Linked DNA regions of Homo sapiens: region 2 is linked to region 1. Evidence: read pairs that join two places in POLR2A ChIA-PET (ENCODE). Cell type or tissue: PC-9. All regions are shown on one strand. Each heading gives the region's core, and the rest is flanking DNA. Links, peaks and the distances in the headings are about the cores only. Region 1 holds the start of NAT8L (N-acetyltransferase 8 like). Region 2 overlaps POLN (DNA polymerase nu).

The links. ChIA-PET counts read pairs that join two places held together with the same protein. Peaks named below come from ENCODE experiments on the same cell type or tissue, not always from the same donor. Only the 100,000 strongest peaks of a DNase experiment are listed, where the experiment ranks them.
Region 2: POLR2A ChIA-PET joins it to region 1 with 5 read pairs; 3 of 35 experiments call an interaction of 5 or more read pairs at or near these places.

What each region holds. Positions count from the first base shown.
Region 1 is chr4:2,053,185-2,068,808 of GRCh38, forward strand. It overlaps NAT8L (N-acetyltransferase 8 like), which reads left to right and starts at 6,143. Exons shown (of 3, transcript NM_178557.4): 1 at 6,143-6,703; 2 at 7,814-7,978; 3 at 10,576-15,624. The coding sequence starts at 6,328. The coding sequence ends at 10,943. RefSeq lists an enhancer at 13,348-13,961. In PC-9, for the core only: no CTCF peak of the experiment used is centred there; no DNase peak of the experiment used is centred there; H3K4me3 peaks cover 602 bases.
Region 2 is chr4:2,165,820-2,181,443 of GRCh38, forward strand. POLN (DNA polymerase nu) reads right to left here. Exons shown (of 26, transcript NM_181808.4): 8 at 13,489-13,646; 9 at 10,447-10,515; 10 at 8,872-8,932; 11 at 8,136-8,200; 12 at 5,279-5,362; 13 at 4,860-4,955. Among named protein-coding and RNA genes, the nearest start is that of HAUS3, 68 kb to the right of the region's middle. RefSeq lists a silencer at 1,890-1,949 and an enhancer at 7,626-8,825. In PC-9, for the core only: no CTCF peak of the experiment used is centred there; no DNase peak of the experiment used is centred there.

The DNA.
Region 1 (15,624 bases), core at 4,720-7,219:
TTGAGATGATGGCTAGCTTTGTTTAATGGACAAATCAAGCATAATAGTTAAGAATGAGTAAAGTTGGCTGGGCACGGTGGCTCACGCCTGCAATCCCAGCACTTTGGGAGGCCAAGGTGGGCGGATCACCTGAGGTAGGGAGTTCGAGACCAGCCTGACCAACATGGAGAAACCCTGTCTCTACTAAAAATACAAAATTAGCTGGGTGTGGTGGCGCATGCCTGTAATCCCAGCTACTTGGGAGGCTGAGGCAGGAAAATTGCTGGAACCTAGAAGGCAGAGGTTGCAGTGAGCTGAGATTGCACCATTGCACTCCAGCCTGGGCAACAAGAGCGAAGCTCCATCTCAAAAAAAAAAAAAAAAAAAAAAAAAGAAGAAGAATGAGTAAAGTGAATGTAAATGGGATAAAAATTTATAAGTGAACTTTTCATAGTTACAAAAGTATTTTTACTTTTTTTTTTTTTTGAGATGGAGTCTTGCTCTGTCGCCCAGGCTGCAGTGCAGTGGCGTGATCTCGGCTCACTGCAAGCTCCCCCTCCCAGGTTCACGCCATTCTCCTGCCTCAGCCTCCCAAGTAGCTGGGACTACAGGTGCCCACCACCACGCCTGGCTAATGTTTTGTATTTTTAGTAGAGACAGGGTTTCACCATGTTAGCCAGGATGGTCTCAATCTCCTGACCTCGTGATCCACCCGCCTCAGCCTCCCAAAGTGCTGGGATTACAGGCATGAGCCACCGCGTCTGGCAGTATTTTTACTTTTTTAAAAATAGGATCTTGTGCTGTTGTCTAGGTTAGAATGCAGTGGCGCAATCATAGCTCATTGCAGCCTTGAACTCCTGGGCTCAAGTGATCCTCCTGCCTCAGCCTTCTAAGTTACCAGATTTGCAGGTTCCATTGTACCTGGCTTAAAAATCTTTTTCAGTAACTTAATATTAAAATCATGTTATGTTAAATTAATAGGTAATAATTGTATTAGTCTGTTTTCACACTGCTGTAAAGAACCACCGAGACTGGGAAATTTATGAAGAAAAGAGGTTTGATGGACTCACAGTTCTGCAGGCTGTACAGGAAGCATGACTGGGAAGCCTCAGGAGACTGACACTCACGGCAGAAGGTGAAGGGGAAGGTAGGCACATCTTCCCATGGCAGAGCGGGGAAGAGAGACAGAGAGTGAAGGGGGAAGCACCACACACTTTTAAACCAGCAGATCTCGTGAGAACTCACTCACTATCGTGAGAACACCAACGGGGAAATCCACCCCCATGATCCAGTCACCTCCCACCAGGCCCCTCCCCGACACATGGGGATCACAATTGAACATAAGATTTGGGTGGGGACACAGAGCCAAACCATATCAATCACATGTCTGAGGTTATTTTTTATTTTTATTTTATTTTTTCAGACAGAGTCTTGCTCTGTCACCAGGCTGGAGTGCAGTGGCACGATCTCAGCTCACTGCAATCTCCGCCTCCTGGGTTCAAGCGATTCTCCTGCCTCAGCCTCCTGGGTAGCTGGGACTACAGGCGCCCGCCACCATGCCCAGCTAATTTTTGTATTTTTAGTAGAGACGGGGTTTCACCACGTTGGCCAGGATGGTCTCGATCTCTTGACCTCGTGATCCGCCTGCCTCGGCCTCCCAAAGTGCTGGAATTACAGGCATGAGCCACCGCGCCCGGCCACAACATGTCTGAGGTTATTTTTAAGTCAGTTAAAATACTGAAACAATCATTAAACACAATTTTAAATTGATATACGTTGGCATTGTATTTTTATATGGTATAGAAAAGTTAAAAATATTTAGATCTGTTAATAAGCAAAAAATTGAGGAAACATCTTCCTAAAAAATTATTAAATGGGCCGGGTGCGGTGGCTCACTCCTGTAATCCCAGCACTTTGGGAGGCTGAGTTGGGCAGATCACGAGGTCAGGAGATCGAGACCATCCTGCCTAACACAGTGAAACCCCATCTCTACTAAAAATACAAAAAAATTAGCTGGGCGTGGTGGTGGGAGCCTGTAGTCCCAGCTACTCGGGAGGCTGAGGCAAGAGAATGGCATGAACATGGGAGGCGGAGCTTGCACTGAGCCAAGATCACACCACTGCACTCCAGCCTGGGCGACAGAGCAAGACTCTAAAAAAAAAAAAAAAAAAAAAAAAAGAAATGGTTTCCATCTAAAAATGCTGATATAAAACAGTTCAAAATTCCTTCCTAGGTTTTTCACTAAACTTGAAGTTACTGACTTACAATTGTAGTTAATGCACTTTGGGAGACCAAGGCAGACAGATCACTTGAATCCAGGAGTTGGAGACCAGCCTGTGCAACGTGGCAAAACCCTGTCTCTACACAAAATACAAAAATTAGCCAGGCGTGGTGGTGCAGGTCTGTAGTGCCATCTACTTGGGAGGCTGAGGCAGGAGGATTGTTTGAGCTCAGGAGGCAGAGGCTGCAGTGAGCCAAGATCACACCGTTGCACTCCAGCCTGAGCAAGAACAGGGAGACCCTGTCTCAAAAAACACTGTAGTTTATATATATAATTAAAACTACTAGATGTAAAAGAAACAATTCTGAATACAGAGCATGTAAGAAAAATAGGTTATGTCTTTGGTAAAGATTATAAAGAAGGCATGAAAATGTGGTTTTTGTTATGGGAAGAGTAAATTTGTCTAGAGGTTTTTAAAGGTTTAGTTGAAGGGATAAAAACGAATGATAGATAAGAGTGGATATAGAAAGCTGTGGAAAGAAAGAGAATGGGGTAAACTGTGAGACGTTATAAAAGATTTATTGGGCTGGGCGCGGTGGCTCATGCCTATAATCCCAGCACTTTGGGAGGCTGAGGCGGGCGGATCGCCTGAGGTTGGGAGTTTGAGATCAGCCTGACCAACATGGAGAAACCCTGTCTCTACTAAAAATACAAAATTAGCCGGGCATGGTGGCACATGCCTGTAATCCCAGCTACTCGGGAGGCTGAGGCAGAAGAACTGCTTGAACCCAGGAGGTGGAGGTTGTGGTGAGCAGAGGTGGTGCCATTGCACTCCAGCCTGGGCAACAAGAGCGAAAATCCATCTCAAAAAAAAAAAAAAAAAAGGATTTATTGGCCAGGCATGGTGCCTCATGCCTGTAATCCCAGCACTTTTGGAGGCTGAGGTGGGAGGGTCGCTTGAGCCCAGGAGTTCCAGACCAGCCTGGACAACATGGAGAAACCTTGTCTCTCTCTGAAAAAAAGAAAAAAGAAAAAAGAAAAAAGATTGATTGACATCTTACCTTGCATAGTGAAAGCTGGTTGGGATTGGAGGGATTGGCATTCCCATTGTGCTTGCAGCCCTCCTCCATCTTCCAGACTGTGGAACGCACAGGTGGGATAATAGAAAACCCATCTGCAATGCTGAAACCAGCTTCTAACACTCCCTGGCCTAAGGTGTTTCCACTGTGGTGCTGAACTGGGGTTCTGCCCTGTTTGGAAAACATCAGCTTTCTCTCTTTGAAATAATACCAGGAAGGCCCTGTGCCTGGATGAAGGAGCCTCCAAACCAGCTCCCCTTAAAGGCGATATTCTTCATTATTGCCGAGACCCTATAGAGCTTCTCACTGCACATTCTAAATTAATTAAGGATTCTGTTAACGGCGAGTTCTCAGGAGATGAAGACATGAAAGTTCAAGGTCTCCAACCTGGAGATTTCATGAGAAAAGCATCAAATATAGGACTTCCTCCAACCACAATAGATGGGACCACACCAGGCAGCCTCGCCAGAGAGGTCGTTTCCATCACTGGAGAACTTCAACATCTTGTTCTTCAGGCCAGGACCAGAAGGAGACAAAATAGGTATCTGGTTACCTTCAAAAATAGAAGCACTCTTCAGTTCTAGATTTCAAATTGTTAATAGTTGCCCTTATTTGTGTCATTTTTTCTTTTTCTTTTCTTGTTTTTGAGGCAGAATCTCAGTCTGTTGCCAGGCTGGAGTACAGTGGCACGATCTCAGCTCACTGCAACCTCCGCCTCCCGAGTTCAAGTGATTCTCCTGCTTCAGCCTCCCAAGTAGCTGGGATTACAGGCGCCTGCCACCACACCCGGCTAATTTTTGTATTTTTAGTAGAGGCGCAGTTTCACCATGTTGCCCAGACTGGTCTCAAACTCCTGACCTCACGTGATCCACACGCCTCGGCCTCCCAAAGTGCTGGGATTACAGGCATGAGCCACCACGCCCGGCCCATATTTTTCATTCTTAAATTGATTAGGCTTTGTGTTTCTAGATGTCCAAAGTCAACCAAAAAACCCCGAGGATGCTAGCTAGATGCTCAGAAGCCATCCGGTATGCGTGGCTCCTTCATAGCAGACGGCCTGACAGACCCCGTGCCAATCAACCTTGGCCTTGAGGCCTCACGAAGTTCTTAAGCGCCCACCGCACCTGTCCTCTTTCCCCCCATGCGGGGTGAGATGGCCCGGGAATGAGCCTTCCCAGCAGAAAAACTTACATCTAGAATGTCGATCATCACTGCTTTGAGAAGAGAAAATTTTTGATCAAACACGAGAAATGAGAAAAGAAAAATAGCCGGAGCTATGTGGGATTCTCAAAGATTATCTGGCCCAGAGACACCTGAGTACAGGGCCTCAGTCCCGCCTCCCCACTCACGCCCGGGGCAACTGCTGGAAGGCATTTTGTTCTTTCTTTTCTTTCCTATAGTGTCCGCCTGGCCGCCTCAGCGTCATCTTCATGTTCCTGGAATTTGTGACAAATAATGTACACCAATCAATAGCTTATGCCATTTTAATGCAAATTCTTGGTGAATTTAGGAGCTGCGTCTTCATTTTTCCTTTAAAAACGCACTTGCAACTGCTGCGAATGAGAGCGCGTGCATTCAGACCAACCTGAGTCTGTCCTTCCACGCTGCAGTCCTCAAACTTGGCCCCAACAAACTATTTCTATTCGTTTTGCCTGTTTTCTCCTTTAGGTTGAAAAGCTGACAGCGGGCCCCAGACACTGAGGGGGCGCCTTCCCAGCTTGGCTTCCCCTCCCCCCCACGCCCCCACCCCGTCCCCTGCCCCTCTCCAGGGCCCGTTCTCTGGCGGACGGGGCTGTGGACCAGTTCAGCCGCCCCTCCCCACCCCACCAGGGCGCTGCGGCCTCACTCCCACGTCCACGGGCAGGCCCAGCCCCTCCTGGCCTTCAGGTGACCTCAGCTGCCCGGCTGGCCCCAACTCCACCGCACAACGCAGACTGCGGGTCCCCAGGCCTGGACCCCTGGCCCCGTCCCGCCCGCGCATGTCGGGGAAGCTCTGCTCCGGCAGCCCTCGGGGTGGTGCTGGGAGGTCGCGCAGAACTGAAGGGGGCTAGGTTCGAGAAGCGCCGAGGATGGGGTCTGCGACCGCCTCCCCGCACCTGAGCTTCTCCGCCCCAGCCTGCGGCGTCTGCAGGTCCTACAAGGCGCAGAGCCCCCGCTGCACCTGCACCGAGGCCACGGGGCGCATGCGCGGCCGCGGGGGGCGGGGGCCGGGCCGGGAGGGGTCCTGCGGGCCCCGCATCCCCGTGCCCACTGCGGGGCTCGGACAGGGGGGCGCCGCGCCAGGCCGCAGACCCCGCCCTTCCGCGTCCCCACTCCGGCTGCCCGTGCGGCTCCGGACGAGGCTTCCCGGGGGCTCCGGGCCGGGGCAGCCGCGGCGCCCTCTCCCCAGGTCCACCGCGGGCGCTGCTTTCAAACAAAGGCAGGAGACGGAGCGGGAGACGCTGCCGTGACTGCTCCGGGCGGCCGCGGAGGAGGAGGAGGAGGACGTGGCGCCGCGATCGCCAGCGGTCGGGCCCGGGGTCGGGGCGCTCCCAGGCGCGCGGCGTGGGAGCGGGGGGCGGGGCGGGCGGCGCCCATCACGCGCTCCGCGGCCGGGTCCCGAGCCCCGCCGGACGCCCCCGGGCCAGGAGCCCCCGCCCGCGCCGCCGCCCCCGCCCGTGCCGGGCCCCTCGCGCTGCCCGGCCGCCCCGTCGCGCCCAGCGAGCCACCCGGCGAGGCGGGGGCGGCGTCTCCCCCACCCCCGCGATCACATGGTGACCCCCGGCAGCCAATGCAGTGGACGCTAGGACCCTGCGGGCCGCGGGCGCCGCGACTGCACCGGCGCCGCCGCATTATAAATACTTCTCCAAAATGCGGCGCAGCTCCCTGCGCGCGCCCCGGCCGCCCGCCGCCTCCGCCCCGCGCCCCTGAGCTGCCGCCGCCGCCGCCGCCGCTGCCGCCGCCGCCGCCGCCGCCGCGGGTCCGAGGGCGCCGCGCCCTTGCCCTGGGCCCGGCCGTGCCCGCCGCCGCCCGGCCGCGTCCCCGCTGCCGCGCCGCCCGGCCGGGTGCATGCATTGTGGGCCTCCCGACATGGTCTGCGAGACGAAGATCGTGGCCGCCGAGGACCATGAGGCGCTGCCGGGGGCCAAGAAGGACGCGCTGCTCGCCGCCGCCGGCGCCATGTGGCCCCCGCTGCCCGCCGCGCCCGGGCCGGCCGCCGCGCCCCCCGCGCCCCCACCTGCCCCGGTGGCTCAGCCTCACGGCGGGGCGGGGGGCGCGGGGCCGCCGGGGGGGCGCGGCGTGTGCATCCGCGAGTTCCGTGCGGCCGAGCAGGAGGCGGCGCGCCGCATCTTCTACGACGGCATCATGGAGCGCATCCCTAACACGGCCTTCCGCGGCCTGCGGCAGCACCCGCGCGCGCAGCTGCTCTACGCCCTGCTGGCGGGTCAGTGCGCCGGGCCCCCGGCTGCCGCAGTCCCTCGGGCCGGCGCGGAGCTCCCCCGCCCCGGCGTCCACGCGGACCCCGCGCCCGGCTCCCGGGGACCAGCCTGGGAAGCCCCCCGCTTTCTGCCGCGCCGGGCCCCGCGCAGGGCTGGCTATGGGCGTGGGGATGGGCGCAGGGCCCCGAGCGGGCCGGAGCCGGGGAGGGTCCGGGGTCCGCACCTGCGTCCCCGCCGCGCAGCCCCCCACCCCCACCGCCTCCCCTGTCCCCTCCCGGGCATCCTGGGTGGGGGCGGGTGCCAGGGCAGGTAGCGCCCGCCGCGGCTGGGCCCCGGCGAGTGCCTAAATATAATCTGCGGGCGGGGGAGGCCGCCTCCCGCTCGGTGCTAATTTATGAGGGGAAGACAGCCGGCGCCGCGGGGGGTGCGCGCGCCTGGCACAGCCGGGGCGGTCGCAGAGGGCGGCCCCTTCAGCGTCTTTGGGTGCCCTTCCCCTCAGAGCTTCCTGCCGGGGTGAGGGGGTTCGCTCCCATTTTACAGATGAGGCGCTTGAGGCCGCGTAGGGAGGACGCGACTCCCCCAAGGTCACGGCAGCCGAAATGCGGCTGGAAGCGGTGTGGGGCCTCCCTGCCCTGTCCCTGCCCTCAGAGCTCCCGGACGCTGGCCAGGAAGGGCTCTTGCTGGGGCCCTGGGAAGAGGGGGTCCTGGAGCCCGAGGCTGGAACGTGGGACACCCCCCTTCCTCCTCCCCCCTCCCCCCTCCCCCGCGCGGGGCCTGGTCTGCGGGGCAGCTCCCTGCCAGGATCTGCCCACCTTGGCTTCAGTAGGCCAGCGTGGGCAGAGTCCTTCCCGGCCCGGCCATCCCGAGGGTGTCCTGCCGTGTTTGGAAGCTCAGAGACCCGCCGAGGCTCATTCCAGGCGGTGGGGGTGGGTGGGGTGGCTGTCTTCACCGCAGGAAGCTTGGAAATAGGGAGAAGTAGAAAGCACCCGAGATGACCCCGGCTCCTCCACCAGGAGCGCGGCCGGGCGCGGCGTCCCTAGCGGGCTTCGCCGGGGTGGCGTCTCTGGGGCCTGGGGACCCCCGCCGCGCCGCTGACCCGCGCCCTCTGCCCCCAGCGCTGTGCTTCGCCGTGAGCCGCTCGCTGCTGCTGACGTGCCTGGTGCCGGCCGCGCTGCTGGGCCTGCGCTACTACTACAGCCGCAAGGTGATCCGCGCCTACCTGGAGTGCGCGCTGCACACGGACATGGCGGACATCGAGCAGTACTACATGAAGCCGCCCGGTGAGTCCCGCTCCCGCCGCTCCCCGACCTCCGCCCCAGACAGCCCTCGGGGGCACGCACTCCAGCGACCTCAGGGCAGGCCTGGGCGAGGGCCGGCGTGGGTGGGCCTGAGCCGGGGCCCCTGTGACCTGAGCCTTCTGGGTGACCGAGGCCTCCGGTGTCAGCGGGGCTGGGGGAGGCACGGCCGGTTCCTCCCGCTGAGTGACCTGAGCTGGCCCTGCGACGCAGTGGCTCCACCGTTCCCTGCTGTGGATGCGTCTCCCTGGCGCCTGCTGCGGTGGGGCAAGGGCCGCTGGGCTCTGTGGGTCCCATCTGGTGTGCCTTGCGGGGATGGGGTTGCCTGCAGTGCCAGGGTCCTGGGGGGAGAGGGCTTGTGTGGCAGGGGCCGGGGACCCTATTGGGGCACAGAGGATGGGGTGGGGGCAGGGGACCTGACCTTGAGCCTTGGCCTTCACTTCTGGCCTGATCGCTGGGCCGCTTAGCTGAAGGGTTTTGTCCCAGCCTCTGTGGCCTTCTATAGCTGGAGGAGCTGGGTCTGGGCTCTAGGGGGGGTGGGGGTTGTTCTCCACCCTCGGGCTGGCCCCCAGCCGCTGAGCCACACCGGTTCCCCCATGCCGGATGCCGCAGGGGTGAAGACTCTGCTCTCTGGGGTGGGAGGCTCTCTGCGATCCTGGAGCGTCTGTAGGCCAACGAGAGGGACAGAGTGTGGCCCAAAGGGTTGGGCAGGGTCTGTCAGGAGCCCGGTCAGTGTCAGGGGAGGGGCAGTGTCTGGCACCGCTGGCTGCCATGCTCCACCCCCGCGCCACGGCCTTGGTGCCTGCTGCTCTCCCTGACCCTTTCCTAAACCCAAACAGAGCATCTGAGCAGCCCCTGAGCCCTGGCCAGCCTCTGCTTGGGAGGGGAAACGGGCCATGAGGAAGCACAGGCCACAGCAACACAGGGGGCTCCGGTGGGCACACGGGGCATGGCCCTGCTCCCTCTGGGCCGTGGCCTCCCTGGTGTGAGGGAGTGGAGGGGTAGCTGGCAGGGCTGCAGGAACACCCCACGAGGGCAGAGGCTGGATAGCTGCTGATGGCCCGTGGTGGATTCTGGGAGCTGCTTGTGCACATGGGGAAACCGAGTCTTGGGAGGAGTGAGGTGTGCCCAGGGCCACATGGTGCTGGGGGTTGCTACTTCTGGGATGGCCCTGATCTCTCGTCTTGCCTGGGTAGGTAGAGGCAGAACCCCTGGGTGGTGGGCAGGCCAGCTGGTGGGAGGGATACTGGTCCAGGATCCCCTCCTTGGAGGTAGAGATGCTGTGTGGGTAGGGAGATGGGGGGTTGGGTGTGGGAGACCCCAGGGGCTCCAGGACAGGGGGCCGAGGAGGGGCAGCCCTCCTGGGAACCCTGGAGCTGCACAAAGCTTGGAGGGCCCAGCTGCTCGTGTCTGTGGCGATGGCAGCGGTGCCCAGTGGCTCCCCCCCACGCTGCTTCTCCTTGAAGGGCCTTCAGTACCCCTTTAGCTGCCTGCCAGGCCTCAGTGTCCAGCAGTGAAGGAGACAGAGGTCCCCTTCATGGAGCCAGCAGGCTGGTGGCTGTGCAGAGGGGCAATGGGGAGGGATGGGAGGGCTTCCCGGGGCTCGGGGCAGGTGCAGAGCCTCCTTGAGTAGGAGGCTGGATGGGCCACAGGCAGGCTGTGTGGCCCTCCACTGGCCAAACCCTTGGTCTTCAGAGAGGTCTCTGGGTGCCACCTCTGCCTTTGGCTGCTGGAGGTGGCTGGGCTTCCCCTGTGGCCAGTGCCTGCAGGTTCCCTCCCACAACCGCCCCAACCTGCCCCTGCACCTCTCCTCCTCCCCTGCCGGTTCCCCTCCCCCACGACCGCCACCTCCTGGCTTCGTGCCTGACTCGAGGTGAGAATTGGGCCGTGCTGTGGATGGGGTGATGGCCTGGCCACTTGGCCTACTGCCAGGAGAGGCCGGGGCCAGAGGGGCCATCCCCTGTCCCCCACTTGGATTTATAGGAAAGCTCCTCCTGGGCTGCAGGGAGCCTTCTGGACGCACTTTGCTGACCCCTGCCCTTTGCGGCCCTCTGCTGTGGGTGCTGGAGTTTGCCGTGATGGCCCGGGTGACCCTGGGTGGCCAGAAGCCACAGCAGTTTGGCTGCACCATGGCCTGTTCAGGGTGGCCCGGGCCATCAAGGCATTTGGTCTGGGAGTAGCTGGGCAGAGGGCAGCGGCCTGACTGGGCAAAGCCTGCCCCAGCTCTTGGTCTCAGAGGAGGGACTCGGGCCTTTGACCACTACTCTGAGCAGCGCAGCCTCCAGGCTTGAGTGGGTCCTGGCTGTTGGCCTGTTGGGTAACAGGTGTTGGGCTGGCTTTCTCTGCTTAAGGAGCTCTGGAGGGGGGCTCTACCTGCTTGTCCTGAATAGTGGCTGCCCCCTCCCTTGGCTCCAGCAGAGCTGGTAGCTAGGCCCCGGGGGCTGCCGGGATTGGGTGTCCCACTGCCCTGGCTTGGTGTCCAGCTGGAGGGGGCAGTGCCAAGGGCCCTGTCTCACCCCAGAGGTGGAGGGGTCTCCCCAGCCTTCCTCACCGGGTGTCCCTGACCGCCCTATCCCCTGCAGGCTCCTGCTTCTGGGTGGCCGTGCTGGATGGCAACGTGGTGGGCATTGTGGCTGCACGGGCCCACGAGGAGGACAACACGGTGGAGCTGCTGCGGATGTCTGTGGACTCACGTTTCCGAGGCAAGGGCATCGCCAAGGCGCTGGGCCGGAAGGTGCTGGAGTTCGCCGTGGTGCACAACTACTCCGCGGTGGTGCTGGGCACGACGGCCGTCAAGGTGGCCGCCCACAAGCTCTACGAGTCGCTGGGCTTCAGACACATGGGCGCCAGTGACCACTACGTGCTGCCGGGCATGACCCTCTCGCTGGCTGAGCGCCTCTTCTTCCAGGTCCGCTACCACCGCTACCGCCTGCAGCTGCGCGAGGAGTGACCGCCGCCGCTCGCCCGCCCGCCCCCCCGGCCGCCCTGTCCGCCTTTGCCCGCCTGCCCGCCGCCCGGCGCGGCCTGCTTTCAGACGCTCAATTGGCGTTTGTGTTGGGTTTCCCCTTTTCAACATCCTGCGGTTGTCTGGCTGGTTCCGGGGGGTGCGGGGCTGTTGTTCTTCGGCGACACTTTGGTGGGGGTGGGTTGTTTGTCGCCATAGCCCCTCGCCCTTCCCCACCTGCCTGGGCGGCTTGCCACCTGAAGAGTGGCATCTTGGACCACCGCGGCTGTCCATGACGCTGCCCTGCCCGCCGCCACTGGGGAAGGCCCAGCCTTGCTCACCAAGCACAGAACCTCTGCAGCAGATCCCGGGGCCAGGCTCCGGCCCCGCCTGCGGCCCCAGCGCCACTGCCTGTGGAGGCCCCAGCTGGCCACGGCGCTGCTTTGCTCCGCGCATGCCGAGGGTGTGGCCCGGCTGAGCATGCCGCATGCACACAGCCCCGCCCTGCCGCCCTGCCCAGACTGGACCCGGAGACCCGGGCTGGTGAGCGCCCCTGTCCCCAGCCCCCAGCTGGCTGTGGGAGGGCCTGCCCCTGCCCCCACCTCCTGGAGGGCCTGGTCTGCCCCGCGCCGCCCGGCTCTGTCCACACCTGCTTTGCTCTGACGCCCTCCATTTCTCTGGCTCCGGCCCCTCCCCTGCCTGGGCTGTGCTGACTGGTGTCATCACCCAGGTGACTCCCATGGCGTCCGTGGCACAGCCAGGGTGGGGGTCCATGGGACCCCTCTCCCCAGTGCCCACTGGATCGTGCTGGCCTCTCCCAGATGTCCCCGGGGACCTCCTGCCTCTGGCTGACGGTCCACCCTGTGAATCTTATCAGCCCAGGCTGCTGCCAACAGCGCCCAGCCCACAGCTTCTCCCAGCCTGAAACCAACACATTTTCTAATAAGTTATTTAGACAGAATAGCACTCTGCATGACTTTAATTCTTGGGACAAAACGGTAGTTTGTACCCTAAGACACAGTTTCTGGCCCAGTGTGATGGGGGTGGGTGGCCGGGTGGGTGGAGCGTTTTGCTGTTGGAAACCTGGAGGGAAACCCTGATTGGATGTCATTTCCTGCCATGGAGCACGCCTCCCAGCCCTGGCCTGCAGTGTGGGCAGGGTGGGGGGCAAGGGAGTCCGCAGCCTCCGGGAGGAGGGGCAGGGCGCTGCCTTGGGCTGGGTGGGAAGAGGGGTGGCCGCCTCGGCTTCCGCTGGCCATGCTCCTGGTCTCTCCTTCCTGAGGTCACAGGCAGGGGCTGCCCTGGACGGGGGGCGGGGGGGGTGGCCTGGAAGGGGAGACAGAGGTGGAGGGTGGCACAGGCTGCACATTCAGCTTAGAAGTGGACCTGGCTTTGGTGGCAGGAGAAGAATAAACACTTGCCCAGACCCCTTTGTGTGGGGGAATTGGGGAGGGGTCGTGGCAGGCAGGGTGGGCCACGGAACTGGGTCCCAGGCATCAAGGCCACGTGCAGGGCCATGGAGGGATGCTTCTCACGAGGCGCTTCAGAAGCGAGCGAAGGGACAGAGAAGCCCTGCGTCCAAGGGCCTTTTGTCCTGTTAGCAATTGAGGTGTGCAGAGCACTGTACAGACCCCACTCCCCTGTACATTCCTCCCTGGAGGTGCCCGGTCCCCGCTTGGGGATGGGAGTTTTGTAGACTGTACAGAAATCGGCACCCTATTTTCTTGCAGCTCAGATTTTGTTAATCTGGAATATACAGACAGACGTAAAGTGTTTTAGCAAAATGGAAACAAACAGTTGTGCCTTTTTCCTCTTTTGGTTTGGTTTGGGTTTGGCCTGGGGCTGGTCCCAGTTGGTGCGGGGCATGCTGGGGGCAGGAGGGGCAGGGCGGGCCAGGTGGAGTCAGGTCTTGGGGGTGTCATGTCGGGGTGCTGCCAGCGTCCCTTGGTCCTGTGCCTTTGGAGCCTCGGGCTCCTGGGGTGCAGGGTGCTTGGGGGTGGCTGTTGGAGCCCACCGACGCCAGGGCAGGGCCTGGAGGCCCAGGGACTGCCAGTGTCTCCTTGATATTGATCCTAGCAGATCCCCCTCCTGGGGGTTCTGAGAGTCCTGGGCAGTGTGGCCTTCTCTCATTCTGGTGGCATCTGCGCCCGTGAGTGACCTCTTCCTTGGCTGCACTGCCCTGTGGGTGGTGAGACGCTTGGCCTTTTTTGTTGCTGCCAGGACTTGGTAGAGATGGCAGGAAGGGTGTGCGGGGTGGTTGTGTGCAGAACCCTGCCGCCCCTGAGGTGAGCAGAGGCACTGGTGTGCCTGCCAGGCTGGGGCGGAGCTGCCCGGAACCCTTGCCAGGCCAATGTGTAGCTTGGTGGCGCCCTTGAAGGCCACTGGGGGGTAGGTGTGTCCTCCCCCGGGGCTGGAGGCCGGGTGCCTGGTGGGTGGGCCTGACCTGGCCCACCTCATCCCTCCAGCCTGGGATCTCACTGCTCTGCACATGTGCACTGACGTGAATTTTATACGTTTGTAGAAACTCTGATGTAACTTCTTCTACCTCTGAAGCGCCCTCCTGGGCCCTGCTGTCACGTGGCTGGTGCGGCTTCCCCGAGTGCTGGCCCCCTGCCCGCTCCCCATGGGCACCCACCACTCAAACTCTGCGTGGTGAGGCCCGGGGAAAGCCAGGCCGGGCCCTAGCACTGCTCAGGGGCCTGGGGCTCCTGGGATTTCTGTGTGTTTGGAAGCCTCTGTTTTTGGAGTGGGGGGCGTGGAAGGCGGGAGGGGCTGACAGTGCCTGGGGCCAGAGCTGGGCGAAGGAGGACATCCTCACTGGACGAGCACTGCAGGCCTGACGAGAGGCTCCGGGCAGCTGAGGGCTGAAGCGCCTCGGGATGCCCCACACTGCCCAGAGCCACGGGTCTTGCTGTGCTGGGGGTGGGGTGGCCCCAGGCAGCTGCCACTGCCCAGGTGTGAGTCGCTGCAGACCTGGTCCCTGAGGGTGGGAGGCCTGCTTGTGCTGAAGCTGCCATGTGGTCTGGCCCCCAGAAGGGCTCCTGAGCGTAGGGAGTTGAGCCCCGCAGCCGTGGCGGCATCTCCTCCTCCTTCCTCCGCCCCATGCCCAGCCTTGCTTCCGGCTGGTGGCATGCCTTGGGGCCGGGCAGCAGGTGAGAAGCTGCCCCCGGAGGGAGGGGCCAAGGGCTGGGTCAGTCTGGCCTGAGGGGTGGATGGCTGGCCCTGGGGGAAGGCTGGGCCTGGGAGGCCCTGTGGACAGCAGGCCTGAGGCCACGAGGTCCTGGGGCCACCCCTCTCCTGCTCTGGGTGTCCTTCTCAGAGAAGATGGCAGAAGGCTGCAGGCCCTAGAGGGGACGACGGGCTGGGGACGCCCTGAGCTTCCTGGCTGTGTGGCAGGTGCTGGGGAAGCTCTCTGGGCCATAGGGACCTGGCTCCCCTCTGAGAGGCCCGCCTGCCCTGGGGCACCCAGGGCTGTGCTGGTGGCCTGAGGCTGGGAACTTGGGTTCCTGGGCTCTGCTGGCGCCTGGGCTTTGTGGGGGCCGAAGGTGGTTGCCCCGCCGGGCAGGGGGCTGTGTGGGCCCTCGTGGGGCCACCTTCCTGTCAGTGCCCGAGGGACGGTGGGACAGTTGCCCCTGCGCCAAGGGAGCCCACTGCCATCCCCCGTGGGCTGGCGCTGCAGTCGCGCACCCTGTGTTGCCTGCTGACTTGCTTATGTCTGTTTGGAAGCTGCTTCTGTTTGGCCACAGGCCTGTGTTCCTGGGCTGATGGCCACAGAGCTGACACTTGGGGTTTGAGTTCCAGACTTGCAGACCCTGGGATCCGCTTACTCCTCCGCGCCACGGCTGCTGTGCTTCCAGAGGTGGCGTGATGCCTCCCGGGGCCATGGTGGGGTGAAGGATGGCGAGCCGGACATACCATTGTTGGATGTATTTTTTTTAAAACAGCAATAATTAGCCATTTTAAAGGAGGGATGTACCTGTGTGTGTGCATGTGCACGTGTTTGAGCGTGTGTGTGTGTGCAAGTGGGTTCTTGGATATGTGTAGTGTGAGCATGTGTGCATGTGTGAGCCTGTGCACGTGCATGTTGTAGGTGCATAAGCATGTACACGCGTGAGCATGCATGTGTGTGTACACGTGTATAGGTGTACATGTGCATGAGTTGTGTACATGCGTGAGCACGTGTATAGATGTACGTGTGTGTGCGCATGTGTGCGTGTACATGTGTTTGTGTCTTGGGTATGCATAAGCATGCACGTGTGTATGAATGTGCGTGTGTATGCATGAGCACGTATGCATGTGTGATGCGCATGTTCTTGTGTACTTCTCTGAGGGGGCACATATGTATGAGTGTATGAGTGCATACATATGCATATGGTGTACGTGTGTGTACTTTGTGTGTGGGCATGTATGCGTATGAGTACTTGTGTGTGGCTGGTGTATGGGTGAGCATGCACATGTGTATGGATGCATATGTGAGCTGTACATGTAGAGTGTACATGTGTGTTGCATGAGCATGCATGCGTGCGAGTGCCTGTGTGTGTACTTGCATATATGTGGCTGTGCAGGTACCCGGCGGTGGTGGGCTGGCAGTGCCCGGGGAAGCAGGTCCTGCTCACGGCTTCCCTGCTGGGCCCCAGGCCCCGGGCTGAGCCTCCCTGGCCCCTCTTGCCCCTCAGTGGAGCAGGGC
Region 2 (15,624 bases), core at 5,869-8,368, 110 kb after region 1:
AGAATGGAGGGCAGTGGTATAATCACTGCTCAGTGCAGCCTTGAACTACTGAGCTCAAGTGATCCTGCCACCTCAGCCTCACGAATAGCTGGGACTACCAGTGTGCACCACCATACCTGGCTAATTTTTAAATTTTTTGTAGAGAAATGGTCTCACTATGTTGCCCAGGCTGGTCTTGAACTCCTGGCCTCAAGTGATCCTCCTGCCTCAGCCTCCCAACGTGCTGGGATTATAGGTGTGAGCCACCATACATGGCCATTAAAGTCTATTTTTAAAAAATCTAAGATCATAGTTGCTCCCTTACTTAAACAATTCCAAGGCTACCCATTTTTCTAAAAATCTACATTCCTCCCCATGGCCTACAAAGCACAGCAGAATTGGGTCCTTGTTCACCTCAACCCCATCCCTCCCATTCTTCTCAGTCACAAGGCTCCAGCCTCAGCCCCTGAGCAGCCTGAGCCTTTTCCCATTGCAAGGCCTTGTTCTTATTCCTTGCATAGGCACTTCCTGATCTTCGAGCTTCAGCTTACACATAACTCCTTAGCGTTCTCTCTGGACCACTCAGTCTGGAGTGTGTCACTCTCCCTGTTATTACCTTAATGGCTCTTATCCTGCTGGATGGTTCTTATAATATCTAATTTTAGGTGTCAACTTGACTGGGTTATGAGATAATGAGACAGCTGGTAAAGCATTATTTCCGGGTGTGTCTGTGCGAGTGTTTCCAGAGGAGGCTGGCATGTGGGTTGGTGGACTGAGCAGGGAAGACCTGCGTCAATGTGGGCAGGGACTATCCAATCAGCTAGGGGCCCAGTTAGAATGAAAAACAGAGGAAAGGTGAATTCACTCACTCTTCTGGATCTGGGACACCCTTCTCCTACCTTTGGACACCAGAATTCCAGACTCTCCCGTGTTTGGACTCTAGTACACACACTGGCGACACTCAGCCTTGGACTCAGAGTTACACCGTCAGCTTCCCTGTCCCAAGGCTTTCAGGCTTGGACTGAGCCACACTATCAGCTTCCCTGGGTCTCCAGCTTGAAGAAGGCCTATCGTGGGACTTCACAGCACCCCCAACTGCGTGAACCAATGTCCCTAACAAATCCCCTCTCATATACCTATTATCTGTATCTATATCTGCATATATCCTACCGGTTCTATTTCTCTAGAGAACCCTGTTACAGTTCCTCGCTGGAATAGATATTCCATGATGATAAAGACCTTTTCCCCACTAAACCATCAACGGTGTCTAACACAGAGCCAGGGCCACAATAGTGTTTGCTGAATAAAACAGGAAGGGCATCTGTCCTGCTCACGGCTGTATCCCACATACTGGATGCCCAGCAGTGGGTCAGTGCACACACATGACCTGGAGACCCCATCACTTCAGTTAGTCAAGGGGTCGCAGAAGCAACTCCCAGAAATGATGAGTGGCTGGTCCAGGAATCCTGACCCCAAGGCTGGACCATCTTCCCAGAGTTTGAACTCCTTATGATGTTCTGAGAACATGTGACTTCACTGCAGAAAAAAAACACCAAAGCTTCCTTCAGTTCGTTAGGGAGGGACCCTTGTTTCCCACTCATCATGTGCCTGCTGAGGGGAGGGAATTCCCACTATACCCCAGCAGGAGTGAGTGGACCAGCTAGGTACCACAGGACTCTAAACTACACTGCACAGGTACAAGGGGACATGTGTTCTTCAGCCCACGAGGAGCATCTGAGAACCCTGAGGTGAGTGTCAAAGAACTGACATTGCATAGACTGTGTTCTCTTATCACACTTCATTTAATTTAGAAATCAAGGCCAGGCATGGTGACTCATGCCTGTAATCCTAGCACTTTGGGAGGCCGAGGTGGGCAGGTCACCTGAGGTCAGGAGTTTGAGACCAGCCTGGCCAACATGGGGAAACACCATCTCTACTGAAAGTACAAAAATTAGCTGGGTGTGGTGGCAGGTGCATATAGTCCCAGCTACTCAGGAGGCTGAGGCAGGAGAATCGCTTGAACCTGGAAGGGGGAGGTTGCAGTGAGCTGAGATTACATCACTGCACTCCAGCCTGGGTGACAAGAGCAAGACTCTGTCTCAAAAAAAATTTTTTTTTTAGAAATCAATAACAAAAACTATCTGGGAATCCCCCACACATTTGGAAATGTTAAGACACACTTCCAGACAACTCGATGGTCAAAGAATTATAACAGAAATGAGAAAATATGTAGAGTCAAACAATGAGAAAAAAATAATACGTCTCAAAACTTGAAGGGTTCATTAGTGACTTCTTGAGCATCCACTATGTCCCAGGCATTGTACTAAGCACTGGGAACATCCCAGGAACAAAAGAAAAGTCATGCACTGTTAGGGCTACATGTAGTTGGGGGAGCTGAGCAGCAGCAAATGTGTGTGTGACACAGGGGATACCATCAGCTGGTTTCCCCGACATCAAACATGGATTCATGGAGGAAAAGGGCAGGGAGGGGACAGGCGCTGGGGTGAGAGGAGCCACAACGCTCACCAAGGCCTCCAGGAAGGGGAAAGGGAGGATGGAGAGAAGTCATGAGAAGAAATCTGAATCTTGAATTTGGCCACATACCTGGCACAAGCCAATCTTTTCACATGCATGAATGAGCAACTTGACTTCCTCAGTTAAATCAAAGAGTGAGGCTAATATGATTTATGCTCATCATGTCTTTATGGGAGAAAAATGAGCTCCTCGTGAAAGCTGTTGTCTTAACAAGAGAGCACATCGGCACCAGAAGAGAGTGATGCGTCCTTTCTTGCACTGTTGGTTGTCTGGAGAGGGAAGGGAGTTGCAAAGGGAAGGGCAACAGTGCCAGCTGGTGCCAGGACAGAGGTGAGCTCAGGTGCAGGTGCGGGATGCTCCCTGCTGGAGCTCTGGGGCATGCTGCCCATGTCCACTGTGTGGTGTTGAGACCCAAGCCTTAGTCTCCACAGCAAGACAGATGCTGCTTCCAGGAACCATCTTATATGACCCAGTGCTCCACGAACACACCACAGATGCTGAGTTCAGCACCAGGAGCTGGTTTGGTTCTGGGAACAAACTGAAGTCTTTGATCTGCACAACCTACATTCTAATGGAAAAGCAAACACACACCTAAGATAAACTTTAGGTAGTGGTGAGTTGTGTGCAGAAAATAACTCAAGGTGAAGAAACAGCTGTGACTTGGGGCCTTACTGTAGTCTGGGTGACCAGAGGTCTCCTGAACACAATGTTTAAGCTGACAATCAGAAGCAAGCAGGAAAAATTTGTGGCACGAGTCTGGGGACAGAGAAGGAGCTGGCGCACAGAGCTGCAGGCAGCTCAGCAGGCGCTGGAGTGGGGGGAGAGAGGAGGTGCCGGGCCAGGAAGGCACAGCCAGAGCACGGGCCTGGGGATACGCTCTGCAGCTCAGATTTGATGCTAAGTGCAATAGAAGCTACTGGAAGTCCTAGGGCAGTAACGTGACTTTTCCAATGCTTTTAAAGGATCACTCTAGGTGTGAAGGATGAGCAGCAGGGGCAAGAATGGTTGGAGGGATCTAAGTGAGAAAGGTCTATGGTAGAGACGGGGGAATGGGGAAAAGGAGGCATGCTCAGGACCTATTTTGTGGGTAGAGACCTTGACACTCACTGTGAGAGGAGGCGGAAGGAAAGTCAAGGACGACTCACAGGACTTTTCTCAGAATGGCCGATGCTTACTGGTCTTTTGAGAGCTTTTACGTCTGGCACGGTCCTAAGTGCTGTTTCACACAGACACATGGACACACACACACGCACACACACTGAAGCCTTACAAGATTCCAGTAGGGAAAGTACTATTATTATTTTTCTTTTATAGATCAGGAAACTGAGGCACAGAGCAGTCGAGCAATGTTTTCATGTTGTCCAAACCATGCTGGCCAGTGATGGCTGACCCCACTGCCCTTGTTCTTACTTACTACTCTGTACTGGCTCCCAAGGACCTGGAAGGAGGACGGGCCCTTCACTAAGGTGGAGAAAGCTTGAAGAAGAAGAGGATTTGGAAGAGGGCAGTTTCAAGTCCCTCCAGTGGAGCATCCTCTGTGGGAGTCCATTATTCACCCAGTAACTGTCCATTAAACCAGCAAAGGCCAAGTGCAGGCACAGTCAACGAGCTCAGGCTCCTTGAGGGCCTGTACTCTAAGACACCCTCACAGGGCGGAGACTGGAGGAACGTGGTGCTGGAGAGGGAATAGGGCCAGAGGAGACATCTTAGAAGGAAACCTTCCTCTGTTACAAAGTCGAATGCTGGACAGAGCACAGAAAGCACAAACTGGAGCCTCAGAAGCTGGTTCTCACCACAGTAACCAATATTCACAATAACATGAATTCACTTATTTACTGACTTCCACTCTGTGTCTTTTCAGTAAAAGCACTCACTGTCTTCTGAATATCGATCTATACTCTCCCACTCCAACACAGCACAATCTCACTACTCCTTGTCTTCAAAAAAAATTGATTCCTCTCAAGAGAGGGGTAGGTAAAATTCTCTAAAATAAATCTGAGGAAAGGAGAAGACTGATGACCCGTTTCTAGTTCCTCTTGGGGACACGAAGCAAAGAGGTTGTGACTGGATTGTCAAGAAATTGGTTTTAAGAACAAAACTCCACCAAATTATGCTTTTCAGGAAGTCAAGCCAATTAACTGCTTCTGCAAAAGTGTACTGTCTGCCTCTCTCCCTTGGTCCATAGCGAGAAAAGCAACCTTGGTGTGGGGAGCCCCTCTTCTGCAGAAACTGCTGCCAGCATGAGGGGACGGCCTGAGAGTCTCGGGTGGGTCTGAAGGTCAGCACACATGTGGTGCAGACATGCTGTCATTCTAAAAAGAAAAAGGATAACTCTGAAACCTTACCACTGCTTCTGATGTAGACGGGTATTTCTGCAACCCCGTTCTGGGGAGACTGTTCCTTTGACTCAGCAGGTGCAGCTTTAACTTGCCAAAGAGGATCTTCAACAAAACAAATTAAACATGGTGAGGGAATCTCACATTTGAGAGAAACAGAACATTACTATAGCAGAGCCCATGCCAACAGCCAGAGAAGACACACCCAAACAGACATTACAACATGCTTAAATTCTCATTTAGTACTTTTCTACAAGTTAAAGGCTTTGAAGTAATGAATCTCAATGTGTTCATTACTTGTGAGAGAACATGAAAAACTTACTTTTCAGATAGTTGACATAAAATAATACTTATAAATTCAAAATAAATCTCCCTTTAACTCCTGAATAAGAAATACATTTTATGAAAGAACCAAAATTCAGCTTTACCTCTCGAAGCTGGTTATTGCTCGTTATAAGAAACCGTTCTCCTGCAACAAAATGAGCTTCTTGCTCCAATTCCTTGAGACGAGCCTGAAAATATGATACACACAATTAATTTCATTCATAGTTTTCACAATTTAAGATTGTTTAATTTGTTCATCAAACAATTCTCAACAGCGAGATGGGCACGGTGGCTTATGCCTGTGATACCAGCCCTTTGGGAGGCTGAGGCAGGAGGATCACTTGAGACCAGGAGTTTGAGACCAGCCTGGGCAACATAGTGCGACCCCACCACTAAAAAAAAAAAAAAAAAAAAAAAATTAGCCAGGCATGGTGGTACACACCTGTGGTCCTAGCTGCTTGGGAGGCTGAGGTGGGAGGATTGTATGAACCCGAGGGTTCAAGGTTGCAGTGAGTTATAACTGTGCCATTGCACTGCAGCCTGTGTGACAGTGAGACACTGTCTCAACAAACAAACACATACACACAAAATTCCCAAAGAAAGCTCTTAAAAGAGTAATAAATAACCTATAATTTATCAAAATAAGCATAAAAATACACACTTTGGCCAGGCACGGTGGTTCACACCGGTGATCCCAGCACTTTGGGAGGCCGAGGCAGGTGGGTGTCTTGAGCCCAGGAGTTTGAGCCCAGCCTGGGCAACATAGTGAGACCTCATCTCTACAAAAAAATAAAAATAAAAATAAACATATTTTGCCTCATGGTGAAATACCTAGGCTCATAGAAGCATCCTCCCCCAAAGGTAAGAAAACAAACTTAAAGTAGTAAAAATAATGGGAAAGAAAGAATCAATTCTCCAACAATATTAAGACTAGAAAAGGGATCCAACATCACATAGAACAAGACAGAGGTAGAAAGTATAGGAAACAGGCTTGTATCCAGAATACATCAGGATATCCTATACATCAGTAAGAAAAAATATAAAAATGGGCAAAAGACTTGAGCAGATCCTTTACAAAAAGAAATTCCTAAAAGCTAATGATGCTATGAAAAGCTAATCGATCCCACTAATGTGAAATGTGACATACAAAAATGATATCACTCTGGTCCAGAGCTCTAAAGTAGAGTCAGGGAGCCATTCTAAGGACTGCCTGCATGACCTGAAATGCTGAAAAACAAAAACAAAAACAAAAAACAGGAACTTGAATTGAACCTCTGAACTGGGCTCAACTGCAATGACCACAACATCCTGGAAAACAGCTAGATTTTGCCAGTGCTGCACCTTCTGAAGAGCGACAACCAATGAGCTCAACGGACTCATGTACTAAGCCAACCGCCTCCAACAATGATAATTCTTTCACAACAACTGTGTATTCGCCCTTAGCTTCCTTTTAAAAATCTCAACTCCCCTTCCTCTCTTCAGAACACTTATTGGCCTTTAGCTGAACCTGTGTCTCCTGAATTGCAGTTTCTAAGACCCCAGGAATGCCTTGTCTAACTGCTTTGCAGTCTGCTCTTTCACCTCTTCTTGGTTGACATTAGTAATCAGGAAAATAGAAACAAAACTCATAATGAGATATCATTATAGCCTCACCAAAATGGCTACAATGTAAAAGTCTGATGCACCCAGGGGAAGTGAGGATGTGCAAGAATGGGATCCCGTATGCATTCTCATGGGTGAGACTCTGGGAAGCCATTGGGCATTATTGAATAAAACTAAGCAACAGCTTCCCTGTGTCCCAGCAGCACTAGTCACCTCACAGCCCACAGAAACCTGTGCCCACAGGCACAGGGAATGCACTCAGAGGTACAGCGTGGTTTGTAACGACTGCCACTTGGAAACAACCACACGCCTATCGGCAGTGGGACAGAGACACCAAGGGCAGCACAGTCCACAGCGGGAAACTCCACAGCACTGAGTGACACACAGAAACACAGGTGGAGCTGAGATGTAGAAGGCTGGGTAAAAGGCCACACGTAAGTCACTGTTTACTTACAGTTCAAAAGCAAAGCTAAACTACATTGCTTAGGCTTTGAAGTGGGAAAGCTAGAAAGAAAAGCAACGATGAAAAGGCTACAAAAGTCAGGGTTGCAGTTACTTTTGGCAGCAAGAAAGGGGTTCTGATAGGGAAAGCACACAGGACTCTGGAAAGTCTGTGCTTTGAACCAGGTGATGGTTATATTGGGGTTTCCTTTAAACATTTTATTTTAAAGATGCTCCTGGCATGTGCTTTAGCCTTTTTAAAAATTTGTGCAGATGTATGAGGTACATGAGAAAATGTATTACGTGTATATAATGTGTGGTGGTCACGTCAGGGTATTCAGAGCACCCATCATTCAAGTTCAATACCTTTTTGTTAAGTACAGTCATCCTACGCTGCTATCAAACACTGAATTTATTTCTTTTATTTTACTGTATGTTTGCACCCTTTAGCCTGCTTCTCTTCATCTTTGCCCCGCCCCGCCACTGCTCACCCTTCCCAGTCTCTGTGTCTATTTTCCCACTCTCCACCTACATGTGTTTTCTTAAGAAAACTGAAGTAGAGCATTTTTAAGTATTTTTTCATGCATCTTTACACATCTCTGTATTTTTGTTTTTCAAGAAACCCAAGAATTCCTTCACCAAACTACAGGGGACAATGTCCCTGTAAGAAAAACGTAACTTTTGAGGAGGATCCTGAGGAGCCATTAAAGAACTCCCCGGACACACACGCACTAGATGCTGTTTAGGTCTTTTCAATGCTTGGTTCTCCCCTGCAGGCGTCAGAAAGAGGGAGAAACACTGTCAACACCAAACAAGGAAGAGAAGAAAAGGAGAATCTACTCTAGACCTGCCACTGGGAACAACTATCTCATGCAGGAAAGAGATGGCCAGTACAAACCATCTGGAATAATAACTTACCCCAAGAAGTGCTGACGTCTTCTCCATCTCCTCTTTGTTCACCTGAATGGCATGGCTTTCCATCACTGTGATTCGAAACCCAAACCAGATCATATTTGCATTAATGTATTCTTTTTACTAAAGACTAAAATGCTTCGCTCCCTGATGAGGACAATAATGACTGCAACTGCCATTTACTCAGCACCTGCTGCATGCCAACCTCTGCACAGGATCTGTCAGGATCCCTGTGTCATACAGGCAAATGGGCGCATTGACAGAGCTGGCCTTTGAGGTGGGAGTGGGCGAGGGGACCGCACTGGCCAGCCTGGCCCTTCCCACACTGTGAATGCCCCCTGGCTGACGTGGTGCCCATCAGGACCTGCGGTCAAAGGCAAAGGCAGAAGAGAGCCCTGCATCAGTTCTTGCAGGAAGGTTCTCAAGGTTATAAGGACAGCAAACCAGAATGAGAGACAACCACTAACACATAAAACATCTAGAGAAGCCTACTCCTCCTTGGCCAGGCAGCACAGAAGGGATCCCATATGACCAAGATGTCAGAACCTCGAGTCTTTCCACACCAAGAGGGAATGCAGTCCAACCCCTCACTACAGAAAGGGAAAATAATAGGCTTGCTACCTCTCTGGTGCCCATGAGATATACTATCTACTCCTAAGTAAGGTATGGAGAAATGTTCATCCCAAACAATATGAAGAACCCTCTAGAAAAATGGCTGTACTTCATCTTTATGGTAACTTACCTGCCAAAATTGGTATCAGAGGAAGCTCCAAAGTACGAAATAGTTGCCATAAACCATAATCCTGTTTAATAGGAAGAAATAACATCAACGTCAATTTAAATATTATTGTATCTGCATTTTGTTGAAAAGCCTACTTTTTTTTTTTTTTTTGAGACAGAGTCTTGCTCTGCTGCCCAGGTTGGAGTGCAGTGGCGTGATCTCAGCGCACTGCAACCTCCACCTCCAGGGTTCAAGTGATTCTCCTGTCTCAGCCTCTTGAGTAGGTAGGACTACAGGCACCCCCCACCATGCCAGGCTAATTTTAAAAATTTTTAGTAGAGACGGAGTTTCGCCATGTAGGCCAGGCTGGTTTTGAACTCCTGACCTCAAGTGATCTGCCCACCTTGGCCTCCCGAAGTGCTGGGATTACAGGCATGAGCCACCGCACCCAACCAAAAAGCCTAAATTTTGTCGAGCTAGAATTAAGGTGACCCCTATCATGGGCATGGCTGGTCTCCCACCCAACCTCGACTCCTCTTACTTGCTCTTCCTAATGAACTCTTATTTCCCTTAAGTAGGCTATTTTATTACCAAGATCTAGTAGAGATAGTTAGAAATATAGATAGGTTCAAGTCAAACATTGGAAGTGGAAAAAAAGAAATAAAAAGAAATTCTGATAGGCCAAGCCCCATCCTCAATTTTCTTCACTCTTTTTCATTTTTAAGATTGATTTAAGCATTTGTGGACTTTTAGTCTACCATTTTAATTTCAGAATAGGCTTACTGAATTCCCAAAATTTACCAATAATTCTCATTGATTTTTCACTGCCACTATGGATTAATTTGAGGAACATTAGAATCTTTATTCCAGGCCACCTCCCCTGAGAGCATGGAATCTCTATTTATCCGGGCCTTCCTGTGTTCTTCATGAGTCTCATTGTTTTTAGTTTTCCTGCTGCCATTAGAGAGTCCCAGGCTCCATCCTCCAACTCTTGCCCTCATGTTCTCTCCTGCCCCTCCAGACCCATTCTCTGCCCTGCCCTTGCCCATAAGGCGGGGCAGGCTCCTCCAGGTCACATCACCCGGGCCACTCCTCTGCTCTCAGATGGGGCATAGGGGGCAGGAGGGAGGGAAACAGGCTGAGCTACTGCCTGTCCCTGGAGCTTTCTCCTTCTGGCTGGTTCCCTTTGCCCTCCCTGGCCTCTGGACACAGTCCCTCCACTCAGCTCTTCTTGGTGGCTCATTGCAGTGGCTGTCTGCTTCCCAGGAAGACTCTGGTTGAGTGAAGCTATGTCCATCCCACTATTAATCAAAATCAATGCTCAGCTTTTACATTAACTATGGCATTGGAAACATCCCACTTAAAAAAGAGGCTTTAAAAAATATTACAATTGTTTTCAACCTACAGAAAGCATTTTTAAAACTTCAGTTCTTATCATTCTAGACAACCCTTTTCTGAGTAATGCACAGGTTAATTTGTTCTTAGAACTCAACGTTTCGTTTCCTTCACATTCAAACTCCCTGGGAGTGCGGGTGCCAATGAAAAGACATCTCTTGTGAGCCTCTGTCAGCCAGAAATTATAATAAAATGCCTTGCCTTCAGTTTAGAGCAAAGGTCCATTGTAAGTCTGTAGAGTGTCTTCAGGTTCTCACGTACATTCTGATTCTTTAAAAGAGCAAAAGTATTTTTAAAAATCAGATAAACTTGGTGGCAGTGCTCACCACAGTCTGTAACTGACATGACTTGAAAAATGTTTCCTAGTAAAATCCCATGAGGTTTTCAATGGCAGATGTCATGTACGTGGTAGTATCACCAAACACCTCGACTAGACAAGTTCGCATCTGTAGAAAGTGCTTCTACTGCGCAAGTGCAAGCTATCCATAGCTGGACACTTCCTCCCAACCGAGGGTATTTCTTCATTTTATAGACTGAGAAACAGAACCACAAAGAAGCTTAATGTCTCAGGTACAATGATTAAATGGTAGCAGGGAGAGGAGAATGCAGACCTGGCCTCTCTGGAGTCCACAGCTCCATTCTCTCAGCCTTACCACCTTGCACCCACGCACAGCTGCTGCCACGTTCCACACTTACCCCTCCATTCTCACCCCAGGAGATGCACACAGAGGCCCTGGGAGATGACAAACAAGGGTCTGTGTTCAGCTGACAAAGAGGGAGATGGGATGAGATGTGTCCCTCAATACAGAGTCTAATTACCCTTCCCCTAACCTGGAGTGCCAGGACCTCTTCAACACCCCATTCTGCCAAACAAATCCCCCACCTCCAGCCCACTCAGACCCAATTTTCTGCTGAAGGCCTGAGATTAGAGTGAACATCCCATGGGACCAGTGGCTAAGTGCACACACCTTGGCATTGTTTTCTAGTCATCTTGCTTGTGGCTCTCCTGTGAATGTTGGGAGAACATCCTACAGAAGAGTCCCTCCATGTCAAGTTCTTGACTGCCACCTGGCAGAATTCTACCTGGCTGCCTGCAGGAGCCTTCCACACCCCAAAACTGACCATGTGACTCCTAGTTTGAATACCCCCAGGACAGGCCCAGCTCCCTGGTATGGCACAGCTGCACGAGGAGCCCCTAAATCTTCTCTGGCTCCCCACAGCCATGCCTCCTTCTCCCCAGGTTGGTCTTGCTGTCCTCCATAGAGGCACCATGTTCTCTGAGAGTCTTACCATATCCCTGCTGCTCCCTCTACCTGGAACTCTCTTCCATTTATCTGAACAATTCATGCCACCTCTTTGGAGAGAATGGTGTAACCTGTGATCTGTAGATTAATGATTAATGGCTGGACTTCCATCTCCCACCCTCATCCATGCCCTGCATGGCTCAACTACAGAGACATATCTGGCTGATGAGACATAAACAGAACTGCATCTGAGGCTGCCTCTTTTCTGCCTCGAGTGTGGATGAGTTGAACCCTGGCCTCAATTTGACCCTGGGCAAGGCACATGTACGTTAACCTTTCTATACCTCAGTTTTCTCATCTGTAAACTGGGACTGATAATTCTGAGATGGACAACTCCTTCTTTCTAATATCTCAGCTTCTGTTTGGAGAAGTCTCCCTGCCTGACGGCATGAAGTGTGGGTAGGGATACTAATCAAGATGCCTGGCCTCCCTGGTGGGGTGTAGACACATGGTACAAGGAGGGAAAGAAAACACTCTCCAAGTGCTGAAACTTTGACTTTTGGACAGAGAAAAAGTCATGGCTCAGTGCTGCCACCAAGCCTACCAGTTCCAGCTCCCTGGGACTCAGGGCTGCGTGGCTCCTGTTCTTCCCAAGGCCTGGTACTGCCTTTCCTCTGATTCTGTGGGCTACCCCATATCCTTCTGATAAATCTCTTTTTATATTAAGGGAGAGTGCATTTCTGCAACTTATAACCCCAAAACCCTATTGTTACAAATCTTCACATCACAGATGATCTGTGAGGATGAAGTACATGAGGCAAATATCCCCAGCTCAGTGCCTGGTGCCTGACACGGGCTCATATCACCTCTTACCCCCAGCTCAGTGCCCAGTGCCCAGCATGGGCTCTCATCACCTCTTATCCCCAGCTCAGTGCCCAGCACACAGCTTGGGCTCACATCACCTCTTACCCCCAGCTCAGTGCCCAGTACATGGCGTGGGCTCACATCACCACTTGCTTTGCTGTGATTGCTTGAGCTAGCTCAGTAGCCTGTGTGTTCTTCCAGCAGTGATTTTACCATGTAACTGTTCACTGACAGCTAACTAGAAAGCCTGAACAGGGTGGCCCCAACTGTGGCCACATTGCCACCACTAGACACCTCTCCTCTGGGGCCTGCTGAGAAGTCTCTCTCTCTGGGTTCTAGGCACAGTTCTAGAAGGTGTGAGTGCCTTTGTTTTCCAGATGGTGCTTCCTGATAACTAGGGGTATCTCTAGCAGGCGAAGGCCTGGAGAGAGGCCCAAGACAGTTTTTTTTTTTTTTTGAGACAGAGTCTCACTCTGTCACTCAGGCTGGAGTTCAGTGGCACAATCTTGGCTTACTGCAACCTCTGCCTCCCAGGTTCAAGCAATTCTCCTGCCTCAGCCTCCTGAGTAGCTGGAACTACAGGCACCTGCCACCATGATTGGCTAATTTTTATATTTTTAGTAGAGACAGGGTTTCACCAGGTTGGCTAGGTTGGTCTTGAACTCCTGGCCTCGAGTGATCGGCCCACCTTAGCCTCCCAAAGTGCTGTGATTACAGGCATGAGCTGCTGCACCCAGCCCGAGACCCAGGGCAGTTCTGACCATTCTCTCCACACAGACTGAAGAGTAGCCATCCCAGGACCTCTGGCACTGTGGCCACGTCACCAGCCCTAAGGATTTATCAATGAGTGGCATTCTGTTCATGGAGCAGGTGACACTGACATCAGAGAGTCATCTGGAAGAGTCACACTATGGACAGATTTCCTAGGAACAGGTGCCATAGAAGAACAGCCATCACCTATCCTTATTCAACATCCTCCACCAGAAATGCCAAGGTCACAACTATTTGTGCTGAATAAGTGAAAATGAATGTTGACAATGTTCTTTTTACTATTAGGCTATCAATAAAATAGAAAAAGCTTCCAGAAAAAATAGGATGTATTAAGGTTGATAAAACTTTATCTTAAACAACTCACCACAATATTTCTTGAGGAATTTCCATATGTGCTGTTCACTTTAACTGTAATGGATTTTTCACAGTATTTTTCTACTAAATCTTCAAAAGAGGGTGTGGCATCACTAGGATCTATAAGCCATGCAGCAATTCTGGGATCTAGCCCTATAAAATCAGCAACTGAAGAGAAAAAGGTCATTCAGTCATCCCAAGAAAAACCAATAGTTGTTTTTCCTGCTTTGACAAAGTTCTTAAGTTCAAACGAATAGTAGTAGTATTGTCATCCTCTCAAATTATAGACCTAAGGACCAAAGTGACTTTCCATTATTCTCCAGAATTTAGAACCCTTGATAAGGCAGCCTCGATGAACCCAAGTCCCACATGGCCCGTCTCTGTGGGTGTCACATTAAAGAGGCAGATTTCAAGTAGCCATAAAGGAGGGACTCCAAGCTCACTTGCAATTTGGATCTCTCAAAAACATGTTAAAAGCTGTCGAAGTCAGAGTCGTGGGTCATGCTACCTGCCTCCCCTCCTCCTTGCTCCTCTTTCCCTCAGGCATCCTCTCTGCCAAGTCCTGCCCTCCTCCAGCCTGTCACTGGGCTGTCTGGCACCATGGAGTCTGGAATCCAAGCCTCTCGAGCAAAAGGAAGAAGGGCGGGAGTTGCCTGAGCACACACGACACCCTCGTCACTGAGTGTTGAACAGGTAGTGTGTGCAAGGCAAAGATACTTTGGCATTCTCCCTGAAGTGTGGAAAATCTACAAGACAACTAATGTGTGGCGCTTTGGTACTGTGGAAGGAACACCAGGCCTGGATTCTGAATCACCCTCTGAGCCTGGGAGGCCACCTCGCCCCTTCAGTGTTAGTTTCTTCATCCAAAAACTGGGGGGAAAGATTACTGTAATTATGTGTGATATACATGAGAAAATGCTTTTTAAAAAGTAAATACAATATTTGCTAAACAAACAAGTTTTTATACCAGAACACTTTAGACATGAAGGGAGAGTCATAAAAGGCTGGGGAGGTGGGGCGGGCTAGAAATCAATAGACAAACTAAATCCTAAAGTGACTGCTTTTTAAGTTACTTTAAAATTTTGAATTGTGCCATACAAAAGTAAGGAGTTTGCCTTTAAATAAAACTATAGTCTTAGATCATATCACATTAAATATTATATGTTCAGGCATCTTTAAATTATACCAGTCTAAGAGATTTATATTTACCAAAGCAGCCAGTATTATGACTTTCTCATTTGATATCTAGGAAGGCTCTTACAGTAGCACATTTGGAGCTCTGGATAAGAGGAGCACATGTCTCCGTCAGCAGCACATGATTTTCTACAACACTGTCTGGTGATGCGGACTGACCCAATAGGACTGTTTCACTCCACTTCCCTTTTCAATGCTTTAATATTCCAAAAGTAATGGTTATCAACATATGTTTTTTAAAATCCTTGGGGAAGCTCTGACAGTATAAGAATGCTCTGGGAGATGGTCCCTATAATCTCTTGCAACTGACAAACTGAAGCCTGCCAGGACAAATCCCACACTAGGGAGAAAATGCCAGTAGCTGAAAAAGAAATGCTAACAAAATAAGATTTAAAACAAACTCAGAAAATTAAGAAAGAGTAAAACCTGTAAAAAAGTAAGTAAATCCGAATAATATACTTAGAAATTAGGTGACTTAGAAAAAGAAAAATTATACAAAGAAATGACAGAATCTAGGAGAGAAAATTTAAAAAAAGAAGACATTTCAGAAATAAAAACTAAACTGGCGCAAGACACAAAAGCAAATAAACATAATAGCTAACTACTTAAAGTAAAAAAAAAAAGAATTAAGGAAAGGGAATTTTTTGTTTGTTTGTTTTGTTTGTTTTTTTGAGATGGAGTCTTGCTCTGTTGCCCAAGCTGGAGAGCAATGGCATGATCTCGGCTCACTGCAACCTCTGCCTCTCAGGTTCAAGTGATTATCCTGCCTCAGCCTCCCGAGTAGCTGGGATTATAGGCACCCACCACCATGCCCAGCTAATTTTTGTTTTTTTTAGTAGAGATGGGGTTTCACCATGTTGGCCAGGCTGGTCTTAAACTCCTGACCTCAGTTGATCTGCCCACCTCAGCCTCCCAAAGTGCTGGGATTACAGGCGTAAGCCACTGTGCCCAG